Regions from separate parts of the Mus musculus genome. Here region 1 is linked to region 2. Evidence: chromatin loops called from intact Hi-C (ENCODE). Cell type or tissue: left cerebral cortex. All regions are shown on one strand. Each heading gives the region's core, and the rest is flanking DNA. Links, peaks and the distances in the headings are about the cores only.

Region 1 (15,680 bases), core at 2,736-10,735, 83 kb before region 2:
TAACCACCGTGGCTGTCCCAGACCTCACTTTGTAGACCAGGCTGGCCTGAAACTCAAAGATTGTCTGCCTCTGAGTGCTGAGACTAAAGGCAGGCACCAGAACACTCAGGACTACATAGTGAAACCTTGCCTCAAAAGCAAAACAGAACAGTAAACTCTTCTAACTACACTTCATGGGTTATTAAAACAAAGTCTATGAGATGCTTAGAAATAGCATTCTCTAATGATCTAGCATTTGACACATGTCACAGGAAGGCTCTCTGCGTCTGCTATGCCATTTAGTCTCTCTGTTTTTCACTAAAAACAAAGGGGGCAGGGGGGGGGGGGGACTCTTCAACAGTTAGCTAAACTTGAGTGGGAGAGGGGCTGGAGAAATGGCTCAATGGTTAAGACTGCTTGTGGCTCTTTCAGAGTCCCAGAGTTTGCTTCCAGTACCCAAGTGGGACACTCATACCCACCTATAACCTCAGGTCCAACAGATCCAGTACCTTCTTCTGACCTCTGAGGGTACTACACACACACAAATAATAAAAAATATTTTAGATGAACCTAATTTGAACTGACCATTTATCACTTCTATAATAAATTAACAAAAATTTCTGAAGGTAAACCTTGAATACCTTGTTTTGCATCTCAAAATCAATGTCTTGACTGCTCTGGAACTCCAAATACAAATCTGGTTGGCCTCAAATTCAGAGAGCCCATGTGGGACGGAAGGCATGTGCCACTATTGACAGCCAGAATTTATAATTTACCAAGGATGAAAAAAGTCTACTGTGTACTGACATTTGTATATGAGAATCTTAGTTATTTCAACTGTTTTAAAGTTTTCAGTTGGGCTGGGGAGATAGTTCAGCGGGTAAGAGCACCAACTGCTCTTCTGAAGGTCCCGAGTTCAAATTCCAGCAACCACATGGTGGCTCACAACTATCCACGATGAGATCTGACATCCTCTTCTGGTGCATCTGAAAACAGCTAAGGTGTACTTATGTATAATGATAAATAAATCTTTGGGCTGGAGCAGCGAGCAGAGGTCCTAAATTCAATTCCCAACAACTACATGAAGGTTCACAACCATCTACACAGCTACAGTGTACTCATATACATAAAATAAATAAATAAATATTGAAAGTTTTTAGTTTTCTTGTTGTCTATAGTTGTTTCACTGGCCTCAAGGAGCGGCCAGCTGCTTCTTACTACAGTTCTTTCTTTTTTCTTTTTTCTTTTTTTTTGGTTTTTCGAAGACAGGGTTTCTCTGTGTAGCCCTGGCTGTCCTGGAACTCACTTTGTAGACCAGGCTGGCCTCGAACTCAGAAATCCACCTGCTGGGATTAAAGGTGTGTGCCACCAAGCCCGCCTCTTACTGCATTTCTTGAAAGCTTGTAAGAAAACATTGTACCGAATAATTTATTTTATGTATCTTTCTCTTAATTACAATATAAGAGATGGCAAAAATGGCAGTTTAAAAACTAATGTCCTTAACTTTTAATAAATGGAAATGAGTCTGATACTACAACATATATAAACAATATATGGTATTAAACCATTCATCATTCTAATTTTAAAATTCAGAGCATTTTCTTTTCCTTATATGATAAATATGGTCTAGAGACCAAAGGTAAGAGCTGAAGGAAAAAGCCAGACATAGGAGTAGCAAATGCATGCAATCCCAGCACTTAGAGGGCAGTGGCAGAAGAGTCAGCAGATCAAGGCTACCATCAGCTGGATAGCAAATTCCACAACAGCCTGAGCTACAAAGCAAAGAAAAAAGAAAATTTGAATTTAACTTTTAAAGCTTAGCAAAAGTTGGGGCTGAGAGAGGGCTTAGCAGTTAAAAGCACTTGCTGTTCTTCCAAGTTTTCTTCCCAGCGCCCATGTCGGGCAACACATAGCTGCCTTTAACTCCAGATCCAAGTGATCTGGCACTTTTCAGGTTGCCACAGTGTGTGACTTCGTGAGAGTGTGTGTGTGTGTGTGTGTGTGTGTGTGTGTGTGTGAGTGTGTGTGACAGTATGAAAGTGTGTGTGTGAGGGGTGTGAGAGAGTATATGTGTGCATGTGTGCACATAAATAAAAATATAGCCTTTTTTTAGAAATCAAGGTAAATGGTAAAGTGAGTGGTTCCCAGCCCTCCCCTAAGATGCTGCTCTCTGTGAGTTCAGTCCTGGTTTGTCTCCAGCAGATTCCCAAGCCCCCTGATGCTCAACCCTTTAGTACAGCTCATCATGTTGTGGTGACCCCCAACCATAAAATTATTTCATTACTACTTCATAATTTTGCTACTGCTATGAATCATAATGGAAATATCTTGTGTTTTACAATCATCTTAGGTGGCACCTGTAAAAGGGTCTGTCAATCCCAAAAGGGTCTCGACCCACAGGCTGAGAGCCACTGGTCTAGGCACATTTTAAATCTGTTTTTAAATGTATTTAATTTTATGTGTATGAGTGTTTTGTTTGCATTTATGTGCACCACATGCTTGCCTGGTGCCACAATTCAGAAAAGAGCATTAGATCCCTTGGGACTGGAGTTACAGACAATTGTGAACTACACTGTGAACACTGTGTGAATGCTGGAAATCAAACCCAGGTCCTCTGCCCGAGCAACAAGTGCTTTTAACTGCTAAACCCACCTCTTTAGCCCCTTAAATCCCTTTTTTTTTTAAGTTCTACACAGCAATTCTTTTCTATCAAGTTTAGAATCTAACATTCTACTTAATGTTCTACTGAAATCTAATGCTCTATAACTGGACCAATTTACACAGTAATATTTACTTCTTCAGGCGGGTTACAACAACAGTTTGTTTTGATGCCTTTTGGTCTGGAAACCAAATGAATGAAGTCTCTGATAGCTACAAAATTTTATCTATGTAGGTTTGTTTTTTTTGGGGGGGGGGTGTTGAGACAGAATCTCCCTTAGTAACCTTGACATCCTGGCATGTAGTCTGTAGACCAGGCTGGCCTCCAACACACAGAGATCTACCTGCCTCTGACCTCCTGTGTGCTGGGACAAAAGTCATATAACCACCACATTCAGCTCTGTGTAGGTTTCCCAGTGTCCTCTGGGTAGACTTCCTCTGTCGGATAGGTCAAAAGATTGAGTCCTATAAAAAAATGTCTGCTGGTCAAATTAAAGAAGAAACCCTTCCCCTACCTGTCAGCTCCCATAATCAGTTTTGTGATTAAACCCAATAAACAAAAGAGATTGGTTCAATTCTAAACAATTCTCTCATTAGAGGACACCCCCTGGCAGAACTGCAACAAAAAGCAACCATCCTTTAAACCAGCCCCAGCTATCTGTAGATAGCATCAAATTAAACTAGTTCTCATGGACAAAAGGCTATGTGTGGGTTGTCTACTCATCAGCCTTAGAATTTTATGTGTGGAAAACTCAGCGAATAAAAAGCAACCTTCCTAAACTACAAAACTTTTCCCTCCATCCCAAGTAGTCTCAATGAGGGTTCAAAGAGTCAAAAACAAGTCAAACAACAACAAACCATGGTCACAATTATTGGCCCTAGGACCACATCCTAGCTGTCTGTCTCTGCTGTCTAGTCTGTAGCTAGATTTTCCCTTTGCTTTCACCCTTCTCCCCTTACTCTTGGAGTCTCACTTAGGAAAGCCAAGATTCATTCTGGGGCTGCTGGCAAGCAGGGACTGGAGAGGGGGGTGTGATCATCAAGCAAGGAAGGGGGAGGGGAGTCATTTCAGAACTACGGTTTCCCCTGCAAACGCAAAAGGCAACCTTGTGTCATCCGGCTATCAAGGATGCTGGTGTGAACATCATCCAGGCAAGCTGACGCCCCGAGCAGAAAAGTAAGAAAACCTGTGCTTTCCCTACTCCTGCCCCCAAGGGGCAGCTACAGAAAATGGGGGTGGGGCAGGATATTATCTTGCTCCTACTGGGGATGCATACACAGACTGGGGGTTCCTTCGGTTATCCCCAGTTACGAGGATGGGGGGGAGGGGGTTAAGGGAAGAGGGAACCCCTATCTACCTCCTTCTAAAAGGGGAGAGTTAAGAGAGAACCATTAAATCCAGATGGAGTGGCCCTGAAAGCGCCCCCAGGTCACTCATCCCCGCACCAAGAGCAAGCGGAAGGGCTGGGATAAAGGGGATGGAGGGCTGGTCACGGGCAAGGCCCCACCCCCCCGGTTTAGGAGGGAAGGAGAGCCCCGGCTCACAGCCGAATCCCCGGGCAGTCCCCTAGCGTCGCCCCCCCACCCCAGCCCTTCCTCGGTCTGCGGAGCCCCCGGCAGCCCGAGAGGCAGCCGCTCCTTCCTCCCCTCACCCACCGCGTCCCCACCCCCACCCGCTCCCACCTCCTGCCCGCCGCGGCCCGTTACCTGCTCGTCGAAGCGGCTGACCACGGCCTGGACCCATTCCACCGGCCTGTGTGCGGCCATGTCCTCCCGGCGACCCGGGGGCGGTGGAGGGCCGGCGTCCGGGGCCCGCCTGAGGGCGGGCGGGCGGCCGGCGCGGAGGTGAGGGCAGCGGCGAGCCGAGCGGCTGAGGAGTGCGGGCAGCTAGCGTTCCCACGGGGGTGGGGACGGGGGCCCGCGCGGCCCGCCGGGAGGGGGACAGGGGAAGGGGGCGTTGGCGAGGAGACTGGGGGAGGGGTGGGGAGGGGAGCCCGGGGAGGGGAGGGCGCCTGTGGGTGGCTCTCCCCACTAGCGCCGTCTCCCCTCAGCCATCACAGTCCGAGACGCCGCCATGACACCCCACCGGAAGTGGGATCCTTTCCACGGCTCGGGGAGAGGGAGAGCGAGCGAGCTTGAGATTGAGAGCGCGGCTGGGAAAGGGGAGGGGGAAGCGAGAGGGAAGGGGCCTGCTGCGCATGCGCCCGCGGCCGGCCGGTTTCATTAATGAAAAAGCGAGTCCTCCTGGAGGTGACGTCACCTAACTCCTCCGGGCCCGGAGGCGCGCGTCCCTCGCTGCCGCGGGTCTCCCCACCTAAACTGGCGCGGGGCTCTGGCCAGAGAATCTGAGCCGACTCCGGTGCGTAGGCTGTCATTGCCACCGCCGCCTCGAACAGCCCTTCCCCCGCTGGCCTCCGGGCTTGGATCGCTCCCGGGGTTAGAAGTTAGGGTGTCCTGAGGCTAGGCTTTCTCTCCGACCGCTGATCTCTGTCGCTGATCTGTCCCGGAGGCTGGAGTCAGTCTCTCTCCGCTTTCTTCACTTAAAAATGTAAGGCACACACCGCCACGCAGTCGATGGGGCTTCTGAAGGCTGCTGAAAACGGGTAAAAAGAAGGCCAAGAGAGATTCCGTGATTTTTTTCTTTTTAATGTCGCTTAAATTCCAAAGCAAGGCCCAGTGGTGATCCAAGTTGGAGACTAGAATTCCCCAATCCGAAATTCCTCAACTAAACTGACGGACAACCAAGTTAATAAAACTTTTTGCACGGATGATAATTCAGATTGAAGACTAGTTCACCATACTGTAAAGACCTTTAAAAGGCCTAACATTTATGCATTTCAGCCTTTCGAACAAACCTTTCCAGTAGGACTCAGTAGCCTGACCTATCTGATGAACAGAGCACTGGAGGTTCCAGGATACATGCCCAAGGGCTGATAAGTACCAAAATGGTTTGACTCTAAGAACAAATCGAGAAGGATGGCTCTCCAGAAACAAGGGCCTTCCCAATGCCCAGAACCAGAGTTTGAAGGACTTGTGTGGAATTGGCTGTGCACACTTACAAAAGAGGATAAACCCAAAAGATAGTTTGCTCGGGGCTAGCCTGTTCTACTTGGGGATTTCCAGGCCAAGCAGAGCTACAGGGTGAAGCTCTCTACTCATCGGATGGGGAGGGAAAGGCGCTCTGACACTGGACTTTGAAATGAGTTTTCTTCAATGCACTTGAATTAAGTCAGTGTTAAAATGTGTTTAGAAGCAGGATGTGGAGATGCTCGCTTTCATTAGAGGCAAGCAAATCCTCCTGAGTCAACCACTGCTCCATAGTGTGGCCTTGTCTCAAAAACAAAAGTGTGGACGCGCACTCAGACAACAGCCTGCAGCCATCAACCATTAGCCACATAGGAAGATACCAACTGGGTGATAAGATGAAACAAAACCACAATTTTCATTTCACCACAGAAAATCCACAGAGCTAGTAGCCCACGGACAAAGTGGTATAGCTGTAAAAGAAGTCTCAAGTCTAGGTAGGTTAGTGATCTTCCAAGATGCAAATTAAGTTAATGTTTCATTCCACTGAAACAAAAGGACAGAGATTGGCTGTTTCTACGATCCCTTCTTGAAAGCTGCAACATGGATACTGGTTTCTTTAGATGACGTCAGCGGTGATGGGAGTGCTGAAGAGAAATGAGAGAAGATTAAAGGGCCTTTGGTGCTTTCTGCATCCAGGACCCTGGAAAAAGTCCTTACTCACAGCACATCGCCCCAAATAGCATCCCAACGTGTCTACTTCACTGCTAAACAGCTAGAACCACTACCTCCCTTTCCCTTTCTCACACCGGCTCTGAAACCCCTGATTAGCTCCTCTTTGCCCTGGCATTCCATCTTTATCTTTGAAACTTAGATGTGGCTGAGCCCTGCCCCCCCCCACACACACACACACCATCACCATTCCATTACTAAATAGCCTCTGTCTCATTCCTCCCCTTGACTGGCTCCTTCCTGGTTGTCTCTCTAACCTTCACTGCTGGCTTCTTGCTCTCCTTTCTTTGCTCAGGCTCCAGCCACTGGAGCATTAATTCATCTGACTGTGCGCCTGTGTACAAAGTCCTATTTTTTCCCCCTTCACCCCAAGCCTCTCATTGCCAATGGAGGTTCTAGCCTTCACCCAGCCTCCTCTCTAATGAACTCAGTCAGTTCTTGTAAACCAATATTAAGTATCCATCAGCCCATTCCACACCGTAAACTTTGCTAAGCCATGCATAGTGGTGTGACAGGGAGTCTAAACCAAGTCATCATGGAAAGGAAGACCTGGTTAACTAAGGAGTGTCCCTGCCCATGCCCACCCATGTTTAAAGGGCAGATATCACTCAGCTCCGGACAATTCCTGCCATGCAGGGATGTTGACCTCATGTTGCTAGAACTTCCAGTTACTTAAGAGAAGCTAGAAATCCAAACTTATGTATAGATGTCTCTAATTTTTACACTGTGACAGCCAATCACATTTCTCAATTTTGTGCAGCCAAAGTAAGTTAGCTGTCTGAGTTTAGCTTGTAGAAACTGAGTGGACTAGCTGTAGTCTCGTTGGCAAAAGGCATACACTTCTGAGTAAAGATTGGCTTATATCCTAACTTCCTTTCTTCTGCGCTGTAAATGGTATTAGAGATTATGTGTTTATGAGATTATGAATTAGAGATTATGTACAGTTTGAATGTATATCGCCCTCATTCATCCCCCCTCTTCATTAGATAAAAACTGTCAATTGTTCTTCAAGTCTTTTATTTTATTTGTTTGTATAACTGTTTTGCTTGTGTGTATCTAAGCACCGTGTATGTGCAGTGCCTGAGAGGGCCAGAAGAGGGCACCAGATCCCCTGGAACAGGAGGTACAGACAATTATAAGCCACACTATGGGTGCTGGGAATCAAACCCAGATCCTCTGAGGAGCGGCCAGTGCTCTTAACCACTGAGCCATCTCCCCAACCCCTCAAGGATCATGTCCAAAGTCTCAAGGTATTAATTCTACCCTCTCCCCACCTCTACAGCAGCTCCCCATCCCTCTATCCCTACATACCAAAGAATACAGGCTCTTTTGAACTAAGACACTTGTTTCCTAGCCGCTGGGAGGGTTAATGGCCAGTGCCAGTAGCCCTCAGCTGAAGCCTGCTCCAGAATTGCCCTCTGCTGAGGAGAGCTTCTGCATGACACATGACAGCACTTCCAGGAGAGCCTTTTCAGACTAGATGTTAAGTTCAGGACAGATCCACTCTGAAGGCTTTCTTGGCTCCAGAGCTCCCCTGATCAGGTCAGCTCCCAAGAAAATGACTGGCTGGAGCTTTATCTGTGACTACATTTTATTCTGCTTCTATTTCTCCTCAATACTACTCCCTCTGTACTGCACAATGTTGATTCCCAAGAACACCAAGTGCCATGAAGGGAGCCTGATATAGTGGAGCTGAATTAGCCTATGAGTAGCTGGCAGTGAGGACCTCACAGCCTTGTGGGCCTTGACATGCACAGACACACATGCATACACATAAATTAAAGCCTTTTTAAGAAGAAGGTTGGAATATAATACAAATAGAAGAGTGTACCAGTAGGTTCAATCTAGCAGGCTTTCTTCTTCTTTTTTTAATGTAAGGGAATTGGTAATTTAAGGACAGGAATAGGGCATATACCTGTAACCTTTGTAATTGGAAGATGAAGGTAAGACAGTGGCAAGTTCAAGACCAACCTGAGTTAGTGAGACCCTGTCTCAGGACAGCAACACATGAGGATGAACTTATGTAACTGTGGATGCAGTAAATCTATACCATGGAGAAAGACAATGAAAGTCTGAGAACGATTAATTACCAAAGACTAAGGATAAAAGTCAAAGCTGAGTACAGACTACGGCTTAATTATAAGAGCAGTGGAACTCCAAAGTGATTCTCAGGTCTGGCAAGTCTGCTGAACCAAGGTCTGGACTAGCAGTTGGGGAAAGTACTAGGCCATGTGTGGCAGGTCATCTTTCTCCACGCATTTACAACCCTCAGAAATCCATATCACCTTGAGGACTCAAAAGCTGCATTAAGGGCAATTTATTGCCTCATCATCTCTCACCCATAAGTATATCTACCTTGCAAGACCAAACAAGCCCTCAGAATCTACCAACCCCTTTTCACCTGCCTACCAGACTAATAACTAAGGTCAAGCCACAAAATAACCCCACCAAGGAAATGTTAGAACCACTAATGGAGGAAAGGCAATGTGTATATTGAAGATAGAGCCAGCCGTTTGTTTGTGTGTGTGTATGTGCATGTGTGTCCCTGTGTGTGTGTGCACGCGCGCATGCGTAGAAGCTAGGAGAGCATGGGATCAGGTCCCCAGATTGCTTTGGGAAAGGAGGGAGGAAGAGAAAACATAATGCTAAGCAAAGCAGAGTTTATTGATGTAAGAACATCCCTGTACTGTGGGATCTACATCCTGGCCAGGCCTCCAGGAAATGATGCTAATGGGTTACTAGGATGGTTCTAGGAAACTTAGAGAAAGCAATGGCCTGGACTCACGAAATAGAAAAACAACGGAATAAGAGACATAGTCACAGGGAAGCAGCCACATGTACTGCCAGCACTCAGATGCTCAGGCAGGAGGATTGTGAGTTGCTGGCAGCCTGAATACATAAGCAAGTATGAAAACAGCTGAAGCTAACTACAAGACTCAGAAGAAAGAAAGAAAGAAAGAAAGAAAGAAAGAAAGAAGGAAAGGGGAAAAAAAAGACTCAGAAGAGCGGGATGCTACAGTAGGCATAAAATGTACCCACCTCTCCAGCTGGTGGTGTTCTGCCTTCTTTCACAAGCTGGCAAGAGGGGTTCTCTGTAGGCCAGGGCTGCTGATAGACAGTATTTGAGTTAGGAGCAGTAGGCATCACAGTATTCCAGATTAAGTAGTGTTGTTTTAGATGTCAAGATTAGAGTGAGCCAGACTCCCAGAGAGCTATGCACATAGTTAATAGAACACTGGTAGAAATATAAGTGGGCAACCAATCAGTTCCACTACATAATTTTTAAAACCCACAGATAGAGGAGGAAGAGACTGAGAGAAACTCCCTTCTGGTAAACAATCGCTTGCCCCATTTCTTGATCCAAGTCAATTTCCACACTGTTTAAGAAGACTGTATTCCTAGCGAGTCAATGAAACCAAGTGCCCACTGGTCCTCCTGGCTGTAGAAGTGAACATATTTAGTTGCTGATAGAGTCACCAACTCTACAGCAACAGTTTTGGCCTGTGGGACAAAAGCTGTCATAGTGGGAAAGGTCGGGTGGAGGCCCCTGAACCTGTTCCTGATCATCCCAACCAAAAAAGCGTACATTTTCAAAACTAACCCGCTGCTGGGTGGGTGCTACAAGCCTGTTAGCCTAGTTATCAGGAGATGGGGGCAGGAGGATCGAGAATTCAGGGTCATCCTTAATTACATAGGGAATTTGGAGCCAAGCTGTGGAATAGGAAACTGTCTCAAAACAAAACAAACAACATGGCTATCTTGAGGAAATCACAGAAATGAGAGAGAAGCACAGAGCAGTAGAGTCCCCAACGCACCACGCTGACCTAGCAACTAATTCTACTGGGAATCCGACTGCCAGACAGGGCGTGCAGTTTTGGTCATTTGCTTTTTATCCTCCTTCCTGCTAAGAACCCAACATCTCCAAGTAAAGCTAAAAGAAGCCTGGGCCCTCATCCTTCAAGTGGTGATACTGACCCTGGACCTGGAGTTCAGGTTACATAAAACAAGGACCCCCTCCATCCTGCTAAGCATGTGCATCCAGACTCAAGGCAATCAAAGCCCTCCCTAACTATACCAGGAAGTGCTACGACTTGTAAAGGCTCAGAGGCTTAAGTAACTGCTAACGGAGGATCTCGGGACTGGAAGGAGAAATGACTTATTTGGTTGTTCGGGGTTGTTTTGTTTGGGGTGGTAGGAATTGAACTCAGAGACACATGTGCTTAGCATCCGCACCACCCACCAAGTCATCTCTTGCCCAAGGTTGCCAGTTTTGTTGTCTAGAACCAAAGCTGCACAGCTGAGGGCAAGGGTCTATTTGGACTGTTTAGCATAAGGGCTTACGTGATTCCCGTTAGCACTGTTTAATGAGACGCTGTAAGAGCCCTGGCTTAGGTCAGGCATGGTACTAGGGAAGCTGAAACAGGAGGACTGTCAGATGTCTGAGGTCAACCTGGGCTACATTATGAATTGCAGGCCAGATGTGGTTACAGAATAAGACCTTGTCAAAACAAAAACAAAGCAAACAAAAACCTCCAACAACCCCCAGGACCACTGGGAGGGGTACAAAGAGAAATGTAAAGAGAATCCTGGTCATCGACTCCTGTTATCTAGGCCTGAAAGAATTTCTCTCTTTTTGCCTTTCCCCCTTGTCTAAACTCGCTCTGCCCACTCCAGTCCTTCCTCCCCTGACCCTTTAAGTACATACTCGTCTTGCCCTCGGCTCAGTCTTGCTAAGTTTCTAACTCTGCAGATAGCAAATCACAGGCATGCCATAATACTTTTGTCTTCATTGATTAATCAGAGGGGAGCAGCTGGAAACAACTACTTATAAGCTAATTGTTATCAATGCATAGGTAACAAAAGCTATTACCCGGACTCAGCCTGTGTAGTGTTCTGATCTAGGTGTTAAAAGAGCTGAGAGAAACGTCTTTCCTCCAGGTATGCTAGTGGTTGGGGGAAGGTGTTTTCTCCTCAGTCTTCAGTGATATGGAGTATAAATGTTCCTTTCAGAGGACCCTAATTCTGTCATTCATTTCTTCCCTCCGTGAATGCCTTTGCAGCTACGTGGGATGTTCTGTAGCTGGATCTTGTTTTAAGTCAAGAGGCGGGGCCTCGTTATCTTTCTGGAGCAGGTCTCAGACACTGGACTCAAATGACTTTCCTGCCTCAGCCTTCCATGTAGCTTGCCCAGCTTTATAGCTGTGCCTCGAATGTCTCCCAAAATTCCACACGGTAAAGGAGGTAGGAGGTCTTCAGGTTATTAGGGGCCTGGGCTAGGAAACTCCGCGACTCCAGCTCCTTCCCAGCTCTGCTTCCAGGTTGACAGGAGCAGCTTTGCTCTGCCACGTGCGCGGCGTGCTGACTTAAATCATTCAGGTAAGAAATGATTTAAGCATGTGCACCACTCCCCGGGAGCTATTGTCTCATCCTGGCTAACCTCTCTCCTTAGAAACAGCCCCTGGTCGGCTGTTGAGTCACAGACGGAGACAATGGTCAGAGGAAGAGGAGGCAGCCAGCTCTTCATCATGGTTGCCCCTTCTCCGGTGGCCTCATAGTTCCCAGGCTTAGAAGGCACAGCATGGCAGTGCTGTCCAGTCTGCCACCTCTCACAGTGAAAGGAAGAGGGGAAAGGACAAGGGGTGCCATGAATCCTCAGCCACAGACTGCTGAGCCTGAGCCCGTGACAGTCCCCACTTACCCAGAGAAAAGACGGAACTTGGCTGACCAGATATGCTGTGAGTCCTGCTAGAGTTGCCCAGCCTGGAGGGAGAAAGGGCAGAACAGAACAGATTCTTTCTTGTGGTTCCCAGAAACATCAGAAATTTCCCCAAAAGTCTTACAGGTTCTCAAGTGGGACGCTGAAGGCCAGACTGCAGAAGAAACCTCTAGCCTTGCCCTGTTAAAACCCAACTCTCTGCTTATTTCCCTCAGGACTCTGAGAACCAAGTTCTCTCAGGAGTTTCACCTCTCCTGCTCTCTAGCTCTGCAGCCTTCCCAGCTGTGCCACGATGCCCAGCAGACTGTGTCAAATGCTCCATCTGCACAGTTCGGGTGGTTCTGCAGAAGGGCAAGACCCAGGGCAAGATCCACCTCTTCTGATCACCTCTGGTCAAGTCTTCAAGCCTGCGAGCCACATTCATGAGCCACAACCGAGGCCCTCTGCAGAGATGGGCACAGTGGTCACAGTCCTGTGACCCATTTGCAGACCACCTAAAATTCGGAAAGCCATGTGCCCTTGCATTAGAAGGAACTGGCTGTGGAGTGGGGGAGAGGCAGGAATGTTTGGGTAGCAATATATGAAACATGGCAAAGAAGCAGACAGGGTGGATAGAGTTTCAAGCTGGTCCAGCAGAGTAGGGAGGAGATTGCCAGGGATGGAGCCATTGTGGGCAAAGCCCTGGAGGTCTGACTAAAAGCCTGGAGCTCACTGCTCCTAGGCCGTGTATAAAAGATGACTGTTACCCAAGTCCGAAACCACAGTTCCGTCCTAGCAGGGGTCTCAGAGAAGTCAACATTTTTATCCATCTTCACGAGTGGAAGACAAAGGTTTATCTGTGGCTTCAAACACATGCATCTTCTTATCATGTCAAGTTCTTGGTCTCAGCATCTGCAGTTCATCTAAACAGAGTGGGAGCGTGTGGGAAGGATATTGGGGTTACAGCCTAGGTGGAGAGTCTGGATTTATAGATGGTCATGAGCTGCTATGTGGGTGCTGAGAACTGAACTCAGATCCTCTCAGGCACTGAGCCACCTCCCCAGCCCCAGCCCCACAGCAAGTTTGAAGCTAGCAGGCATACTATGGCCGGCCCTGTCTCAAAGGGACTGGGGAGGGGAGACAGGTGTTGACATGGTGTTACAGACAAAAGCAAGCATCCTGGTCTACATAGTGAGAGCCCTTACAGAAGGCAAACACAAAAGAGACAACACTCTCTTCTCCACATCTAAGACTTAAGGCTTGACCTACCCATGCCTGAATGCCTCCACCACCTGTGGAAGTGTTTGCTACTCTGGACCCTTCCAAGTCCTCATCACCTGCCTTCTCCAGACAAGTGACCGGAGGCTGTGTGTTTCAAGCTTTATCTACAGCTTCAGGACATCCCATGTCTCCAGCCTCACCTCCTTCAGCACCTGCTTTCAGACACACATACCCACACACAGACACATCATTAAAAATCAAAGTAAGTCTTGACGTTAGAAAGAATTAAAAAAAAAAATTCTACCACATAGCTATGTGGTGGATAGTGAATCAGATAGCTTTCATATGTCTTTGTTCATAATAATACATAAATATTAAGTGTGTCTGCAGGTTGCCAGTGAAGAGGCTCCTCCTGGGAGGACTCACGTCCTTCTGCAGCACTTGCCACATGAAAGTTTCCCCTTCCGTCATCTGGCTGAGATATCCTCTTGGCAGAAGGAAGCCATACTTGTGGAAAAACACTAGTGTTCATGTAACATAACACCAGATCACCTAAAACAAGCAGCTTCCACACAAAGCAGGCCAGCATCTCTGCATGTGTTCCACTGACCTGTCCCTCCAGGGATTCTCCTCAGGAAAAGGGGGCTTTGGCCAGTAATTTTGGCAAGCGACTCCGTCTGGTTTGTAGGCAACTGGAGAGCATATCAGCTTCTAGAAGGTTCTCATAAATAGAATCATTAAAACAATGTACTAGTAGAAAAAAATACTGTGGAATGAGAGCTCTGGCCTAGCACTCTCGTAACACTGGTGAACACTAGAGCCACCATGTATTTATTTACTTTATGTGAGTGTTTTGCCTGCATGTATGTATATGCACCATGTGCATTGCCTGGGTACCCTTGGAGGACAAAAGAGGACATTAGTGTCCCTGGGAATGAAGTTTCAGGTGGTTGTGAGCTGCCATGTTAGTATTGGGAACTGATCCTAAGTCCTCTGCAAGAACAGCCAGTGATCTTAATCAGGAACGAGGCCAACCTGGTCTACAAAGTGAGTTCCAGGACAACAGAGAAACCCTGTCTCAAAAAAAAACAAACAAACAAAAAAAAAAAAACAAAAAAAAACAAAAGCAAAAAAAGCTTTGTATTTAATTATTTCTTTTTTATTTCATGTGTATTGGAGTTCTGCCTGCATGTGCATCTATGTAAGGATAGTGTATCCTTTGGACCTGGAGTGTGAGCTACCGTGAGAGCTGGGACTTGAACCTGGATCCTCTAGAAGAAAAGCTATTGCTTGTAACCTCTGAGCCTTCTCCCCAGCCCCTATTTCTTTCTTTCTTTCTTTTTTTTCTTTTCTTTTCTTTCTTTCTTTCTTTCTTTTTTTTTTTTTTTTTTTTTTTTTTTTTTTTTTTTTTTTGTGCTGAATGTGGTGGTACACACCATTAATTCCACCACTCCAGAGGATGAGGCAGAGGCAGGAAGATCTTTAAAAGTTCAAGACTAACCTGGTCTACATAGTAGGATCCAGGCTAGCCAGGGCTACAGTGTGAATCTGTCTTAAAATCTTTTCGTTGTATTCTTCCATAAGTTAACGTATCTTGATCGTATATATCTGCATCATCTTCCTACTTCCTCGCCAACCCCCTCCCCCTCCTCCTCTCTCTAACCCACTAAGTCCAATTAGTTCTGTGGGGCAGCTGTTTCTCAGGTAAAAGGGTCATCTTTGGCCCAAACTTCACTCCCGTGTCATCGTCCCAAATGCTCAGAGCAAGCTCACGGTCCTAGGCTATTTCTAAGCACAGTGGAGCTCCCCCAGGTCTGATAGCTGCACTTTAGAACTAAAACCCAAGAGAAGTTTAAAGGAGGGGGAGCCTGAAAAACTCAGGTCAGACCTCGAGTCCTCGTGGGCAGGAAGTACAGACTCAATAACAGAACCAAGATAAGTTTCCTGAAGAGATCCGTCTCTGCATTTCATTATTGCCTCCATTTAACTTACCAGTCTCAAGGGCATGGAACTTTGTCTGCAGAGTGAGTTCCAAGATGGCCAGGGAACTGAGGAGATAGCTTGGTGAGTAAAAGGCTTACAATCCAAGTGTGAGGATCCCCCACATCTACATAAAACCCTGGAGCTAGAGGGATGGCTCAGTGATTAAGAGCACTGACTGCTCTTCCAGAGGTCCTAAGTCCAATTCCCAGCAACCACATGGTGGCTCATACCATCTGTAATGGGATCTGATACCCTCTTCTGGTGTGTGGATGTATGTGTAAAAACTCCTATATATATATATATATATATATATATATATACAACACACAAGAAAATAAATTAATAAAAAAAAAAAAACTGAGCCAGGCGTGGTGGCACACGCCTTTAA
Region 2 (15,680 bases), core at 2,861-10,860:
ATCTCCCCAGCCCATTTATTTATTTATTTATTTATTTATTTATTTATAGACAGGGTTTTTTGTTTTGTTTTCTTTTGTTTTGTTTCATTTCGTTTTTTGATTTTTCGAGACAGGGTTTCTCTGTATAGCCCTGGCTGCCCTGGAACTCACTTTGTAAACCAGGCTGGCCTTGAACTCAGAAATCTGCCTGCCTCTGCCTCCTGAGCACTGAGATTAAAGAAGTGTGCCACCCACCACACCGGGCTATAGACAGGGTTTCTCTGTGTAGCCCTAGCTGTCCTGGAATTCACTCTGTAGATCCAGACTGACCTCAAATTCAGAAGTCCGCCTGCCTCTGCCTCCCAAGTGGGGGGATCAAGAGTGTGCACCACTACTACCTGGCTAAAAGTGTAATAAACTTTTTACATTAATAAATATGTATACAGGAAACGACTCTCTTCTTGATTGTCTTTTGATTATACCAGGAAGCAATTCCCAATCTACAGATAATGAGAATGGGGTTTAGAAACTAGGATCATAGTGTGGAGTCTCTAAGGTCCCTTCTCAGTATGAGTTTGACTATGATGCTACTCCCTCTCAGAGGTTAGTTAGTTTATTTATTGAAACAGGATCTCAGAGGCAGGCGGACTTCTGAGTTCGAGGCCAGCCTGGTCTACAAAGTGAGTTCCAGGACAGGACAGCCAGGGCTACACAGAGAAACCTTGTCCCGAGAAACCAAAAAAAAAAAAAAAAAAAAAAAAAAAAAAAAAAAAAAAAGAAAAAAAAAGAAAAAAAAAGAAAGAAACAGGATCTCACTGTGTAGCCAGGATCGGTCTGAATCTTGCTATGTTGCTATGTAGATCAGGCTGGCCTGGAATTTACAGAGATTTGCCTGTCTGAACCTCCCAAGCACTGGGATTAAAGGCCTACACAACTGAGCCTGCCCCTATACCACTGAGCCTGCCACTACACTGTGCCTGCCTATTAGCATTTATTGATGCATGTGTTTGTATGTTTAAATTCCATCTGTGCATCTGAATCCTCAGAAAATTGTTTCTCTTTAATCTAGAATCTTAGACTTAGCACTGCAGTTCCCCTCATTTGAAACTCCCAGACCAGGATCCAAACCTTGGTACTTAAAAAAAAAAATGTATGAGTATTTGTGTGTGTTGGTGTGGGATGCATGCAAGTGAGTGCAGGTGCCTAGAGAGGCTAGAAGAGAGGATCAGTGCCTAAGGACTGGAGCTCTAGGCATCTGTGAGCTGTCTGACTGAGTGATGGGAACTGAACTTGGGTCCTCTGAAAGAGTCAAGCACTCTTAACCATGCAGCCATCTCTCCAGACCCCAAACTGGGGACGCTTTTAGATAAAATCTTTCGTTTAGCTATGGGTTAGTTTGTAGGGGCTATCATAACAATTATAGAGAAGACTGAGAAGGAAAAACCAAGCAATTCTTTTAGCCTCTACATCAGTAGTTCTCACTCTTCCTACTGCTGCGACCCTTGAATACAGTTCCTTGTGTTGTAATGACCCTCAACCATGACATTATTTTCCTTGCTACTTCACAACCGTAATGATGCTACTCTTATGGCTTCTAATGTAAATGTCTGTGTTTTCAGTTATGGTTTATGGTGACCCATGTGAAAGGGTCATTTGAGATCCACCCCTCCTAAAAAAAAAGGGTCATGATTTACAAGCTGAGAGGTGTTGCTTTTTACAGGTATTTTCTGAAGAGTGGTCCTTTGGCATCTAATCCCAGAACTCAAGAGGAGGAAACAGTTGTCATATTCAAGTATGGGCCCAATTACTTAGCAATATTGCATCTACACACACAGAGACCTACCTGCCTCCTGGGTAATGGGAATGAACAAGCCACCATGCCTGACAATTGCCTTTGTCTTAGTCTCAGCTGCACTGTTGCTTTCAGTGAATATCACATCCCCATAGTTACGGGAAGCAGATGACTTTTGCTTTTGTTTTTGTTTTTTTTCAAAACAAAGATTGAAGAAGCTCTAGAAGTCTGCCCCATTTTAAACCTCTCCGGTTTTCCATCCGAGAAACTTCAGAGACTTAAAGAAGTTTGTGGTTTGGATCTGAAGTGTCCCTCATAGACTACTGTGTTGAAGACTTGGTTCCCACCCAGTGCCACTATTTTGGGAGGCTGTGGAAACCTGAGAAGGCCAGGCCTGTTTGGAGGAAGTAGGTCAGTGGAGGAGCGCCCCTAAAGGTCATTGCTGACTCCTTGTCGTCTTCACACTCCGCCTCCTGCTCACCACGAGGTGATAAACCTCTCCTGCTCCATGCTTCTGCTACCATGACATTTTGGTCTAAATTCATGGAGCACAGTAGCCATGGAGGAGTGACCCTCTAAAACTGAGAGCCAAGGGGCTGCTGAGATGGCTCAGCGGTTAAGAGCACCAACTGCTCTTCTAAAGGTCCTGAGCTCAGATCCCAGCAACCACATGGTGGCTCACAACCATCTGACTCTCTCTTCTGGTGTGTCTGAAGAAAGCTACAGTGTACTTACAATAAATAAATAAATAAATAAATAAATAAATAAATAAATACATCTCCTGGGTGTTTAAAAACAAACAAACAACCGAGAGCCAAAATAGGTTTTCCCTCCTTGCAATTATCCTAGAAGGTCTTTGAGGACACTGATAATGAAGGACCACCCCAGAGATGCAGATGCTGGCAGTAACTCCCCTAAGTAGTTCTAAATTGTAGTGAACAAAGCCGAGTGACAGCTGTGACCTGCTGATATTCATGGTGTCAGGGGACTGCAGCCACCTTGTCCATAAGCTACACATAAAATCCATCTTAGTCACGGGTGCTGGCACCTGCCTTTAATCTCAGTATGGCAGGTAGGGAGAGGAGGATCATGAGTTTGAGACTATTCCTGGGCTTATGGTCCATTCAAGGCCAACATGGACCACAGAGGAAGACCATGTCTTGAAAGAAAGAGAGTGGGAGGGAGGAAGAAAAACAAGGAAGGAAAGAAAGGACAGAAGACCTGCCTGGTATGTAGCTTCATGCCCTTGGTCTAATCTCCAATACTCTCCCCCAACAGCTGGCCATATTATATGTCTTAGTGTTTTACTGCTGTGAACAGACACCATGACCAAAGCAAGTCTTATAAAGAACAACATTTAATTGCTGCTGGTTTACCGGTTCAGAGGTTCAGTCCATTATCACCAAGGTGGGAACATGGTAGTATCCAAGCAGGCTTGGTTCAGGAGTTGAGAGTTCTACATCTTCATCTAAATGCTGCTAGTGGAAGGCTGGCTTCTACACAGCTAAGATAAGGATCTTAAAGCCCACACCCACAGTAACACACCTACTCCAACAGGGCCACACCCTCTAATAGTGCCACTCCCTGGGCCCAACATATACAAACTACTACACTATATTCCCTAATATGTTTCTCTGTTGCTGTGACCAACACTGCCCAACAGCAACTTGGGGAGGAAAGGGTTTGTTCTGTTTACAGGGTTCAGTACATCATGGAAAACAGCCAGGGCAGAAACTCTGCAGGGTAGAAACCAAAGCAGAAACTATGGAGGAATACTGCTTGTTTGGGGCTTTTGTTTTTCTTATAAAACCCAGAACCACCTGCCCAGGAGTGGCACTGCCCACAATAGGCTGAGCCCTCTCACTTGTATCACTAATCAAGAAAATGGCCATAGACATGTTCCCGGGCCAATCGGATGGAGACAGCACCTCAACTGAGGCTCCCTATTTCTGAGTGAGTGCAGTTTGTGTCAAACTGGCCAAAGGCAAAGCCACACAGCACACAGCTACACAGAGCAATGCTTCCGAATAACTTCAGAATGAGATTAAGTGAATGAATGTGTAGTGATTGAGTTTTTAATTTTATTTGTGTAGCTGAGTGTATGTGTGTCTATCCTATGTGTGCAGCACCTGAGGTGGTAAGAAGTCCCCTAGAACTGGATTTATGGACAGTTGTGAGCCATCTGTGGGTACTGGGAATTGAACCCGGATCTTCTGGAAGAACAGCCAGTGCTCTTAACCACTAAGATACCTCTCTAAGCCCTAGCTTTGTCTTTTTAATTCACTCCACCCCTTGCCCAGGGAATGATGTTGCCCAAATTTAGGGTGAGTCTTCCTACCCCAAAATCTAGACCCTTTCTCATGGACATGTCCAGAAGTTTGTCTCCTAGATGATTTTAGAGCCTGTTATATTAACCATGTTGACCTTCCCAATGGCAAGTGAGCTCCTCGCTTTGTCACGAATGTTAAATGGTTAATTAATGAAGCACTGATGCACCCCAATGCCCACAACGTAACATGACCCTACAAATATTAGGTATAATCACCAATGGGCACACAAATGAGACAATTATTTTTCATTTTACTGGTCACACTTTGTAGTTAAGAAAATCTTCAAGGCATCTATAGGCTACTCACATTAAGTGGGAGTTAAACAATTCTGTGAAAAAGTCCTTCAAATACTTCACAAGCAAAATAATGAAAAGAAAGGTAAGAAAATATAACTCACAAGCAGGCTCTCAAGAATGGTTATTTTCCATGGATTTCTATGGTGTAGTGTAATTAGTTGGGAGTTACAGCAGTTAGCCAAAAAATATTAACAGGGTGCTCACTTGGGCAATGTCTGTACTAAACAACAGTGTCAGCTCAGCAGTGGTGACACACACCTTTAATCCCAGTGCTTGGGAGGCAGAGGCAGGCAAATCTCTTGGAGTTCAAGGCCAACCTGGTCTACAGAGCTATTCCAAGACAGCTGGGGCTACACAAAGAAACCCTGTCTCAAAAAACCAAACCAAACCAACAACCAAACAAATCAGCATAACTCCCGAGCAAGGCTGACTCACGAATTCCTGAAGCCTTCCAGATTGTTTGAAGATAAGAGTCTTGGAGCCAGGTTGGCCTCATACTTGCTATATAGCAGAAGTGATCTTAAGTTCTTGATTCTTGTGCCTTTGCTTGCCAAGAGCTGGGCTTTCGAGCATGTACCATTTGCTTTAGGTTTCTGAGGAACTGGAGCTGGACTCCATGGTTCCTGTATACTAGACAAATATTTTACTAACTGAGCTATACCCCCCTCCTCCAGCCCTGCAAGTTTGTGAAATCTGCATATTTTTGTATGAAAACTCAAAAAAAAAATAGCTGGGAAGATGGCTCAGAGGTGAAAATGCAAACCTGACCGTTCGAAAGCCCAGAACCCAGGTTAAAGCAGAAGGCAGGAGATTACAGACTACTACTCTACAATCCCTTCACTCTAACAGGGCTGTCAGGGAGTCGGGAAGTTACAGGGCCAGCTAGCATGGTATACAAGCACTGAAATCATGAGAGACCCTGTCTCAGGAAAGGTGGGAGGTGAGGACTCATATCCTAGGATGTCATCTGACCTCTGAATGCCTGCATTCACACAGAAGCATTTAAGACACATGAACTCTCAAAAAAAAAAAAAGACTCAAAAACATGCACATATCTCATACACACATAATAAATAAATAAGCTAAAAACATTAGGGGACAATAATGGTCTGTATTTGACAAGATTGAATTTTCTTTTTCCTTCTACTGTTCGTCAGGCAGCACCATTGCCGTGCATGAAGTTCTGGACAAACATATTGTCAAGCAGTAACCAAGTAATTTTTTTTAAAGAAGGGGATGATTTATTTCTATTAATCATCATGATCTTAAGAATTTCTACCTTGGGCAAAGGGACATGCACACAGTACATGCACTACCTATGGTGTTTGAGATCTAAAGTTATGCTGGGCAATTCTGTCTTCCAGGAGTATCTGAGAAAATCTAAGCCGTTATCTGTTATCCTTTGGAAGAAAGAGTCCCGCAAGGGCCACTAAAATGCAATGACATCATTTATAGATGGTACTTAGATTGAGATGTGGGGCACACCCAAACAATGATGTGGAATAGCTAGCTGCTTCCTAGAGACCTCAACTTCTGTGGAAGAAGGGCAGATTCTGAGGTAGAGGTCATATTGGCCAGCTCTTCAGGAGACCTGACTTTAGGGACCAATTAGAACAGAGGCAGTCTTGGGGAGGCCTCAGAGGTGCCCATCACCCTGGGTCTCCTTCATCAACTGAGTCTTTCCTAAAACCAGTTTGTTCTGTCCTGACCAATTGGACACCACTATGCTAGTTTCCATCATATCTTTCTTCAGCGCAACCTTCACTTCCCAGGTACTAAGGAGCCAGAGACGTAGCTAAAAGGGATTAAGCACGTGAAACGTCTACTTTGCCCTTTCCGGTTCGGTCACGTGCATTATATAATCCCGGGCTTGCCCTTGGCAATGAGCCTTCGACTTCGAAAATGCCCGCAGGTCGCGCTTTGAGGGCTCACGCCCGTCCGTGAATCCAGACCATCACGTCCCCTGCGTCGAGGGGCGGGGCCTGATGGTCTGACGTCACCCACTACACCCCGCCTCCCAGATATTATCAGTGCCGCCCGCCATCTTGTCTCAGTGTCTGGTTTGGCGGCGGAAGCATTGGCGGGCTGTGTGAGTCTGTGAGTGGAAGGCGCGCCGGCTCTTTTGTCTGAGTGTGACCCGGTGGCTTTGTTCCAGGCATTCCGGTGATTTCCTCCGGGCAGTCCGCAGAAGCCGCAGCGGCCGCCCGCGCTCTCTCTGCAGTCTCCACACCCGGGAGAGCCTGAGCCCGCGTCACGCCCCTCAGCCCCCGCTGAGTCCCTTCTCTGTTGTCGCGTCCGAATCGAGTTCCCGGAATCAGACGGTGCCCCATAGATGGCCAGCTTTCCCCCGAGGGTTAACGAGAAAGAGATCGGTGAGGCTCGGGATGGAGGGGGAGCGCGGGGTCTACCGGCAGAGCGTGAAGGGGCTGGCTCCGGGGCCCGGGGGGAAAACGGGGGTGGGGGATGGGAGAACGGGGAAGTCCGATGCCAAGGCCCACGAGCGCGGGGGACCGGATGCCCGGGCTCCGGAGAAATGGAGAGGAGCAAGGACTGACGCTGCGTGGCGGGAGGAAGCGGTCCCGCGATGGGCGTCGGCCGGGAGTGAATGGACCCAGAGCGGGCCTCCCGAGTTTGCTCAGCGCCGGGCAAACCCTAGTGACACCATCACAGCTGGGGTGCGGATCGGACGTCCTGGGATTCTCCCGGCTGTGTCTTGGATATCGAATGGACCTGGAGAGTTACTAGCATAGGCTAAGTGGTCTATCCTAGGCTCTCTTTGGTGGGAAGAAGTTGTGAACTTTTGTGTTTTTTGAGGCGCAGCAGGAACAGCAGCATCTGTATGTCCGGTACTCTATTGAGAAAGGGACCTGGAGAGGTGTCAGCGGCGTAGAAAAAAAAGTTTTAGTGTTTTTTAAAGGATGGCGTTATGAAAGTGAAGGGTTCTAAGGAGGGAATATGTTGCCCACCTACACGGGGGGGTGGGGGTGGAAGGAGCCGTGAGAATAGGTGGAATGGCTGAAGGAGGGCTATTGTACAGAGGATGTAGCCGTGGCTAGACCTGTCACGCGTCTGGCTGAAGCCTGGACAATGGGGAGTGGAAGGGCGTGGGCCAGACCTGCCCGTTGGCCCCTTTAAAGCACTTAGCATTATTTAAATTCTCTCAAAGGAGTCACCTTTGAGCCCATTGGATGACATTCGTTGAACAAAATTATCGTCAGTAGACACTGACTTTACAGTTTTGTCAATTGGATTTTCATGTCCATGCTAAAGGTAGGGGCAGGACTCCATGAGTGTGTGAAGAGTTCCAGGTCAGGCTATAACTGAGCTACTACCCTCTTTAACAAGGCACTGTCACACTTCCTTTCTGGTCGTGAAATCGGAGGATGGAATGTGAGGAAGAACTTGAATCTGGTTAGCCTTGTTCAGTGATGACTCATGATGTAAGTGCTATGCAGATAGGTTGGGTTTTAGGGCTGGTTCCCACCCACTGCCCCATTACTTTTTTTTTTCCCCAAAGCACTTTAGAGAAAAACCTTGAGGTTGATAATATTTTACTAGTCAGTACTTGAGTATTTAAAGCAGCTAATTAAAGTATAAAAATCGTTTGTGTCTGTTAGCTAACAAGGAAACGTGAAGGCACTTAGAAAAATGCTGACTATGTAACAATTAGAATGTCTTACATTTGAAGATGAGTTAGTGAATTGTTTCTTGGGGTTTGGTGTTTGAACCAGCCACATCTCTATCTCATTAACACTTTATAAAGAAAAGTAGCCAAATGAGTGTACCCAAGACTAGTTTTTAAAAGTAACCTTAAAGTACAGATATAAATCTCTGGGAAATAAAGTATTCTTCTTAGATCAACTTGGGAGCATTCTCTTTTAAAGCGAATGTTTCCATTGCCTTCTTTTAAAAAGTAGAATTTTAAAACTTGTTTTCCTTATTTGTGAATGAAGTCCTTCCTAAAATTCATTTTGACCAATAGATGAAAGTTAAGCAGGAATCCCAGTTTGGGGGGCTGAGTATGAGAAGAACCCCAGTGAAAGGACCGTGTAAGAGTATATGTAGGCTTGGAGAAATGCAGGAAGCCTGCAGCAATGTGCTCCTTCTGAGGTTTCGCATTGAAAATGCATTCTGCTGGCATTGAGGCTCACCTACTCATGAGTCTTATATCAGACTCATGTGACTGCCAGTAACAGGAATGTGAGCTTATTCTATGTTGCTCCCTTTTGAAGAAGTGGGGGTTCTCTATCACTTTGGTTAAACCACACCAGGAAGTAGTCTCCAGTTCTGGGTATCACCTTTTTAAGGGTTACTACTAATGGGAATGTATTCCAGGAAAATGTAAAAATTAAGGTAGGAAAAGATAGAAAATTGACTCAAAACTTTATAATCTGAAGACTGATGGAAAGAACTAGAACTATTGTATCCTAGAGAAGACTCCTATATAGGTGTCATATGAGGTCATGAGGTCAAGATTGTTCTCAGATCAGATTCCGCTCAATAGGTGGGTGGGGTAGAAGGAAGATTTTGAATTCTTTTGTTTTTTGTTTTATTTTTTCTTTGTTCTCCTTAAGGCAGAATTTCTCTGTGTAACCCGGGAACTCTGTAGAGCAGGCTGGCCTCAAACTCAAGAGATTCTTGTCTGCCTCTGCCAACTGAGTGATGGGATTAGGATTAAAGGCGTGTGCCACTACCATTCAGCAGATTTGAGTATCTAAAAAAGAAAACATTGTTTAAGCAAAATAGTTTTATCTTAGTGATGGGTGTTAGGATATTTTCATACAAGAAGGAAAATTTTAAAATAATGTAGGAGTTCTGAGTTGGAGCCTGGCCTGGTCTACAGAATGAGTTCCAGGACAGCCAGGGCTACACAGGGAAACCCTGTCTCGGAAAACAAAAATTGCGTGTATTATGTGTGAAGAATAGTAAAAGTGTGTTCTCCCCTTGTGCCATGTGGCTACTAGGAATTGAAATCAAGTGGTCAAGCTTGGCAGCAGGTATGTGTACCCACTGAGTCATTTTGCTAGCCCTCCAGCTCTTCCCAGGCTGACCATGTAGCTGAGGTGACCTTAAAATTCCAATTCTTTACCTGGTTTGTACTAATGATGAAGATAGAAACCAGAGCTTCTTGTAGATTAGCAAGACAACCTATGCCTAACGATTTATAGTTCTTGAAAGGTGATGATAATCTTAATTCCCCTTCTGTTCTCTTTTCTCTTCCCACTTTCATGGGGTCTACCTATTTAATCTAGGTTGGCCTTAAAGATTTGTCATCCAGCCCCAGCTACACTGAAACTTTGTCACAGGGTCTCATGTGGCTCGGGCTGGTCTTGAACTCCTGAACAGTAAGCCTTCTAAGGGCTGAGGTGTGCCTTCCGTGCCTAGTGACATATTTTAAAATCTCTTGAAAACCACTATCAAAACAAAGCTCATCTCTAATGTTTTGGGGTAGAAAGCCAATTAAACCATGTCTAAAAGGAAAGGGGGCAATCTCAGCAAATGCCAAAATAATATGGGGCCATGTGAATCCGGTGATTGCATACACTATCCTGATTTCTGTCTTTGTCTGTTTCAGTGAGATCACGTACTATAGGGGAACTCTTGGCTCCAGCAGCTCCTTTTGACAAGAAATGTGGTGGTGAGAACTGGACGGTTGCTTTTGCTCCTGATGGTTCCTACTTTGCGTGGTCACAAGGATATCGCATAGTGAAGCTTGTCCCGTGGTCCCAGTGCCGTAAGAACTTGTAAGACTGCTTTCCTTTGCTTTTGTTGAATTTACTATTGTCTTTCAGTGTTGGGTAATAAGATATTTTAAGTTTTCTTTTTTTTTTTTTTTTTTTTTTTCCATTTTTTATTAGGTATTTAGCTCATTTACATTTCCAATGCTATACCAAAAGTCCCCCTTACCCACCCACCCCCACTCCCCTACCCACCCACTCCCCCCCTTTGGCCCTGGCGTTCCCCTGTACCGGGGCACACAAAGTCTGCGTATCCAATGGGCCTCTCTTTCCAGTGATGGCCGACTAGGCCATCTTTTGATACATATGCAGCTAGAGTCAAGAGCTCAGGGGTACTGGTTAGTTCATAATGTTGTTCCACCTATAGGGTTGAAGATCCCTTTAGCTCCTTGGGTACTTTCTCTAGCTCCTCCATTGGGAGCTTTTAAGTTTTCTTTACAGCCAGTGTTAGAAGCTTGTTTGTAGTTGGAATCTTCATTGAAGATTGAATGTAAAGAATTACCTGAGCTAGTCACTGCTGTATCCCTTTAATCCAAGCACTTGGGAAGTGGAGGAGGCAGGTGGCTCTCTGAGGTTCAAGGCCAGCCAGGTCTACATACATAGTAGAACTTGTCTCAAAAAAGAAAAAAAATCTGGGTGGCCATGGTGGTACATTCCCGTAATCCCAGCTCTTGGGAAGCAGAAAGGATGATGTCATAGTATAGACCAGCCTAGACTACGTAGTGAAAAGGTCTGGACTAAATTTGAATATTATAGAATGTTGTAAAATTTTCTCAAATATTTATGCTCCCAACCCCTCCCACACTGAACCCCAGGGTCTTCATACACAGGGGCCAATGCTTTGCCAACTAACCTACATCCCTGTCTCTTTGTGTGTGTGTGTGTGTGTGTGTGTGTGTGTGTAAAGACAGATTAATTGTGCCTTGCTTTAGTGTGTGTGTGTGTGTCCTGTTGTGTCAGATCAAGTGATCTGTTAGATGAAGATTTTTGCATTCACTTTGGATTTCACACACTTTATTGGTTAACAGAGGTGTATAAACAGATTTTTTTCTAAAATAGATCTGGTCACTATGTGGCCCAGGTTGGCTTTAAATTGATCTGTCTCAGCCTCCTGGATGATGCTGTCGGGTTTGAGCCACACACCCTTCTGATTGGAGTAGGGTCAGGGAAAGCTTTAACCTAGGCCAACTGCAGATTCAGTATGTATAGCCTTGGATGACCTTGAACTTCTAATCCTGCATTTCTACTCAGAATTGCTGGAATAACTAACTGGGTATCCCTCTATACCCCATTATGTTCTGGTAGAGATCAGACCTGAGGTTTCATGTCTGCCCTGTAAGCATTCCACCAGCTGAAGTTTTATATGTCTGTTATTTTAATTTTCAAGTTAATTAGATTTTATCTAGGCTTGTGTGGTCCCTTCACTATGCACCAGGGTCACTGAAGTTCTCATCAAGATAACTCTTCTTTCTGAAGGAACTTAATCTAGTCATGCTATCTGTCCATCACCTGACAGTTCTTTTTATCTCTGCTTGAATTAAGGACATGTTCATGATAGCTTCAAAGTTTTCTGAAGTCTATGGCTTCTAGTTTACTGGAATAATCTAGTTTAGTATCCTAAAAGATGGCTTATATAATACTTAAAATTATTTAGCAATTTAGCAATTTAATTTAGCAAATGAGCTAAATTAGTCCTTAAATTCATATTGAGAGGGCTGGAGAGATGGCTCAGCGGTAAAGAGCATTGACTGCTCTTCTGCAGGTCCCGAGTTCAAATCCCAGCAACCACATGGTGGCTCACAACCATCTGTAATGAGATCTGAGACCCTCTTCTGGGGTGTCTGAAGAGAGCTACAGTGTACTTACATATAATAAATAAATAAATCTTTAAAAAAATTCATATTGAGAAGTTACTGTTTTTTCATCCTAAGTTCTCTTCTGAGCATAAAGAAAATGTTCCAGGTTTAGTGTCACCACTGAGTACATGTCCTGTGACAGAAGCGGTCTCAGTTGAGACCCTGACCAGTGCTGGACACTGTCAACAATGCCCCTCTCAGGTGGAACCAGGCTTTACACTCTCTGTAAAGGAAGTTCTATGAAGCCGGTTTGGAAGGGAAATCAGCTATAAATTGTTTTCTTACTGAGGGTTCTCAGCCAACAATAGTTTTCATGAGTTGAATTTGTCTAGCCTTTTATTTCAGATACCAACTTTTTCATCTTTAGAAATAGTGTTAGAATTGTATTGAAAAACCTAACAAGTGTTAACAATTAGTGTTTACAGAAGTTCGGTATAAAGAAAAATTCATTTTCAATCTTTTTCCCCTCAGTCTTTTGCATGGTTCCAAAAATGTTACCAATTCAAGCTGTCTAAAATTGGCAAGACAAAACAGTAATGGTGGTCAGAAAAACAAGCCTCCTGAGCACGTTATAGACTGTGGAGACATAGTCTGGAGTCTTGCTTTTGGGTCTTCAGTTCCAGAAAAACAGAGTCGTTGCGTTAATATAGAATGGCATCGGTTCCGATTTGGACAGGATCAGCTACTCCTTGCCACAGGATTAAACAATGGTCGCATCAAAATCTGGGATGTATATACAGGTATGGATTCATATTGGAAGTGAACCTGGAAAGTGAGAATTAATGTGTCTTTATAATTGTCCTAAGTCTTATAATAATTTATAATTTTAATCTAGGAGAATAATAAGAGTTTATACCACTTGATAAGATAAAATATGCAAAGCAGGTTTGGGTCTTATTTTAGTTAACTATAAACTAATATTTTAGTTTCTGACTCAGCAAAATGTCTTACATGGTTTTTCAATGATAACTTAGGGGTTTTCAAGGGAAAGCAGTTTTTTGTATCCCAAGCAGGCATCAAGCTTGCTGTGTAGCTGATGATGACTACTTCCAGTTACCACATCCTGAGTACTGGGATTGCAGGCCTGTGCTGCAACTCCCAATTTTATGCAGTGCTAGGACTCCAACTCTAGGGCTTCACCTGCATACTAGGGAAGCACGTGTCAACTGAACCACTTACTTACCCAGCTACAGATCGGAGGGCTGGTGTCTTAGTTTGGGTTTTACTGCTGTGAACAGACGCCATGACCAAGGCAACTCTTATAAGGACAACATTTAGTTGGGGCTGCCTTACAGGCTCAGAGGTTCAGTTCATTATCAAGATGGGAGCAGGCAAGCATGATACAGGAGCTGAGAGGTCTACATCTTCATCTGGAGGCTGCTAGGATACGGATGCTAAAGCCTATTCCCACAGTAACACACCCACTTCAGTAAGCCTCTACTGCCTAATAGTCCCACTCCCTGGGCCAAGCAGAAACAGACAATCCTACAGTTGGGTTTTGAGACAAGGTCTCTCAGTATGTAGACCAGGCTGGCCTCAAAGTCACAGAGATCTATCTGCCTGCCTCCCAAATAAAAGTGCACCACCATGCCTAGCTCACAAATCAAGTTTTAATAATCAATATCTAACCTTCAGGTTTTTTTGTTTTTTGGGTTTTGTTTGGTTGGTTGTTTTTTTTTCTTTTGTTTTGTTTTTTTGGCTTTTCGAGACAGAGTTTCTCTGTATAGTCCTGGCTGTCCTGGAACTCACTCTGTAAACCAGGCTGGCCTCGAACTCAGAAATCCGCCTGCCTCTTCTTCCCGAGTGCTGGGATTAAAGGTGTGGGCCACCACTCTCGGCTCCCTTCAGAAGGTTTTAATCACTTTATCCAATATCTAACTATATAGTTGGGGAAGTTGAATTCTTTGAACAAGTAAGTATTCAAGGTGGTAGCAGATGCCTTTGATTAAAGCACTTGGGAAGCGGAGGTAGGTGGATGTCTGTTTGGGGCCAGCTCCTGTCTACATAGTGAGTTCTAGGTCAGCTAGTGCTATGTAGAGAGACCCTGTAACAACAACAACAACAAAAAAAAGCAAGTATATAAATGTTCAAACTGGGCATGGTGATACATAGGTGTGTGACCTCAACACTGAGATGTTTGAGTGGCCAGCCTGATATTGCTTCAAACCTGAGGTTCAGTGACCAGCAATGCAAGAAAAGAAAAAAGTGCTGGGCAGTGGTGGCGCACACCTTTAATCCCAGCACTTGGGAGGCAGAGGCAGGGGGAAAAAAGAGTTTAGATTTTGTTCTAGTTCTTAGCATATTCTGTTTGTTCACAAATATAAAATAATTTTAGTGAGCATAAAAGCAAGATGTACCCCAGGACATAGACAGTAATAATGGCATTGACTTGAGGACAAGGAATCAAAGTTTGATTGGCTTATTGAGGGGAAAAATTAAGGTGACCACAGATTTTTCTAGAAAACAAAACTTCCAGTAACTGGTAATTGTTTGTTTGTTTGTTTTGTTTAGATAATGTTTATGGAGCATTTGATGGTCCAAGGTCAAAGAGAAAAGTTGATACTTTGATATTGTACAAATGAAAAGTCAGTGGTGTGGGGCTTTCTTAATGCTAATTTGGTCTAGGAGTTTTCTTACATTGCAGTCATTTCTTTTATAGTTTTCTAATACATGGAGGGTTTGTTATCTTGGGAAGAATTTCTGAGTTGTAGATTCTCACAGCTAACGATAGCCACTAGTTAATAAATTAAACAATTTGTTTCATAAAACAAGAAAGTACCCAAGAATGTCTGTTTAATTTTTTTTTCTTCTCCTTTCAATCACATTTAGGAAAACTCCTCCTTAATTTGGTAGACCACATTGAAATGGTTAGAGATTTAACTTTTGCTCCAGATGGGAGCTTACTCCTTGTATCAGCTTCAAGAGACAAAACTCTAAGAGTGTGGGACCTGAAAGATGATGGTATGTATGCCTTTTGTCTTTTCCCTAGCTGTGTCAAAGGGTGAGGTTTTGTTTCTTTTTTTTTTTTTTGAGCCAGGGTCTCTCTGTAGCCTTAGCTGGCCTGGAAATTGCTATGTAGACCAGACTATCCTCACAAGAAATCCACCTGCCTCTGCCTCTTGAGTGTTAGAGTTAAAGATGTGTTCAGCCACACATGGCCACATCTCTTTATGACTAGTTTTCAGAGAGATGTGGGGATTGCCCTTGCCCTGCCCTGACTCATGAAGGACACCAGGAGTCATAGCTTTAGGGGAGGTAGGGCAGGAGAATTGAGAGCTCTAGGACAAACCTGCTAGCTACTTAGCAAGACTGTCAGCAAAACAGAAACCAAATGGCTTGGTGATCATTGTTACTTTGCTTTTTTCTGTTTAATACTCGGGTCCCTTTCCTATGTAGATCAAACAAAGCACAGCTTAAGTAAGTAAGCTGGAACAGGAACCAGCAGTTACTATAACAAACAGTCTGACACTGCTCAGACCAACCACACAGACCTATGACTCTAGGTCTAAGGAATTCAACATCTCCTGGCCCCTCTGGATACTGCATGCAGGTGCTACACAGACATATATGCAAGCAAAATAATACTCACATATTAAATACATGAATTTTAAAATCAAAAACATTATTTTGGGGCTAGAGAGATGGCTCAGAATTTAAGAGCACTGACTGTTCTGCCGAAGGTCCTGAAT

The links. A loop is a pair of places that touch in the nucleus more often than their neighbours do. Peaks named below come from ENCODE experiments on the same cell type or tissue, not always from the same donor. Only the 100,000 strongest peaks of a DNase experiment are listed, where the experiment ranks them.
Region 1: a loop joins it to region 2, with 2.1 times the contacts of the local background. A loop is called at or near these places in 2 of 42 quality-filtered maps.

The regions. Positions count from the first base shown.
Region 1 is chr11:79,328,724-79,344,403 of GRCm38, reverse strand. Nf1 (neurofibromin 1) reads right to left here and starts at 4,512. Exons shown (of 58, transcript NM_010897.2): 1 at 4,345-4,512. The coding sequence starts at 4,404. In left cerebral cortex, for the core only: a CTCF peak has its summit at 7,483 (motif pointing right); DNase peaks (open chromatin) are centred at 3,782, 4,088, 4,817 and 5,547; H3K4me3 peaks cover 2,524 bases; H3K27ac peaks cover 2,037 bases.
Region 2 is chr11:79,245,442-79,261,121 of GRCm38, reverse strand. It overlaps Wsb1 (WD repeat and SOCS box-containing 1), which reads left to right and starts at 6,427. Exons shown (of 9, transcript NM_019653.3): 1 at 6,427-6,769; 2 at 9,973-10,141; 3 at 12,463-12,731; 4 at 14,821-14,952. The coding sequence starts at 6,730. Gm30470 (a long non-coding RNA gene) reads right to left here. Exons shown (of 3, transcript XR_880030.1): 3 at 12,687-12,756. In left cerebral cortex, for the core only: no CTCF peak of the experiment used is centred there; DNase peaks (open chromatin) are centred at 6,410, 7,060 and 7,766; H3K4me3 peaks cover 2,087 bases; H3K27ac peaks cover 1,053 bases.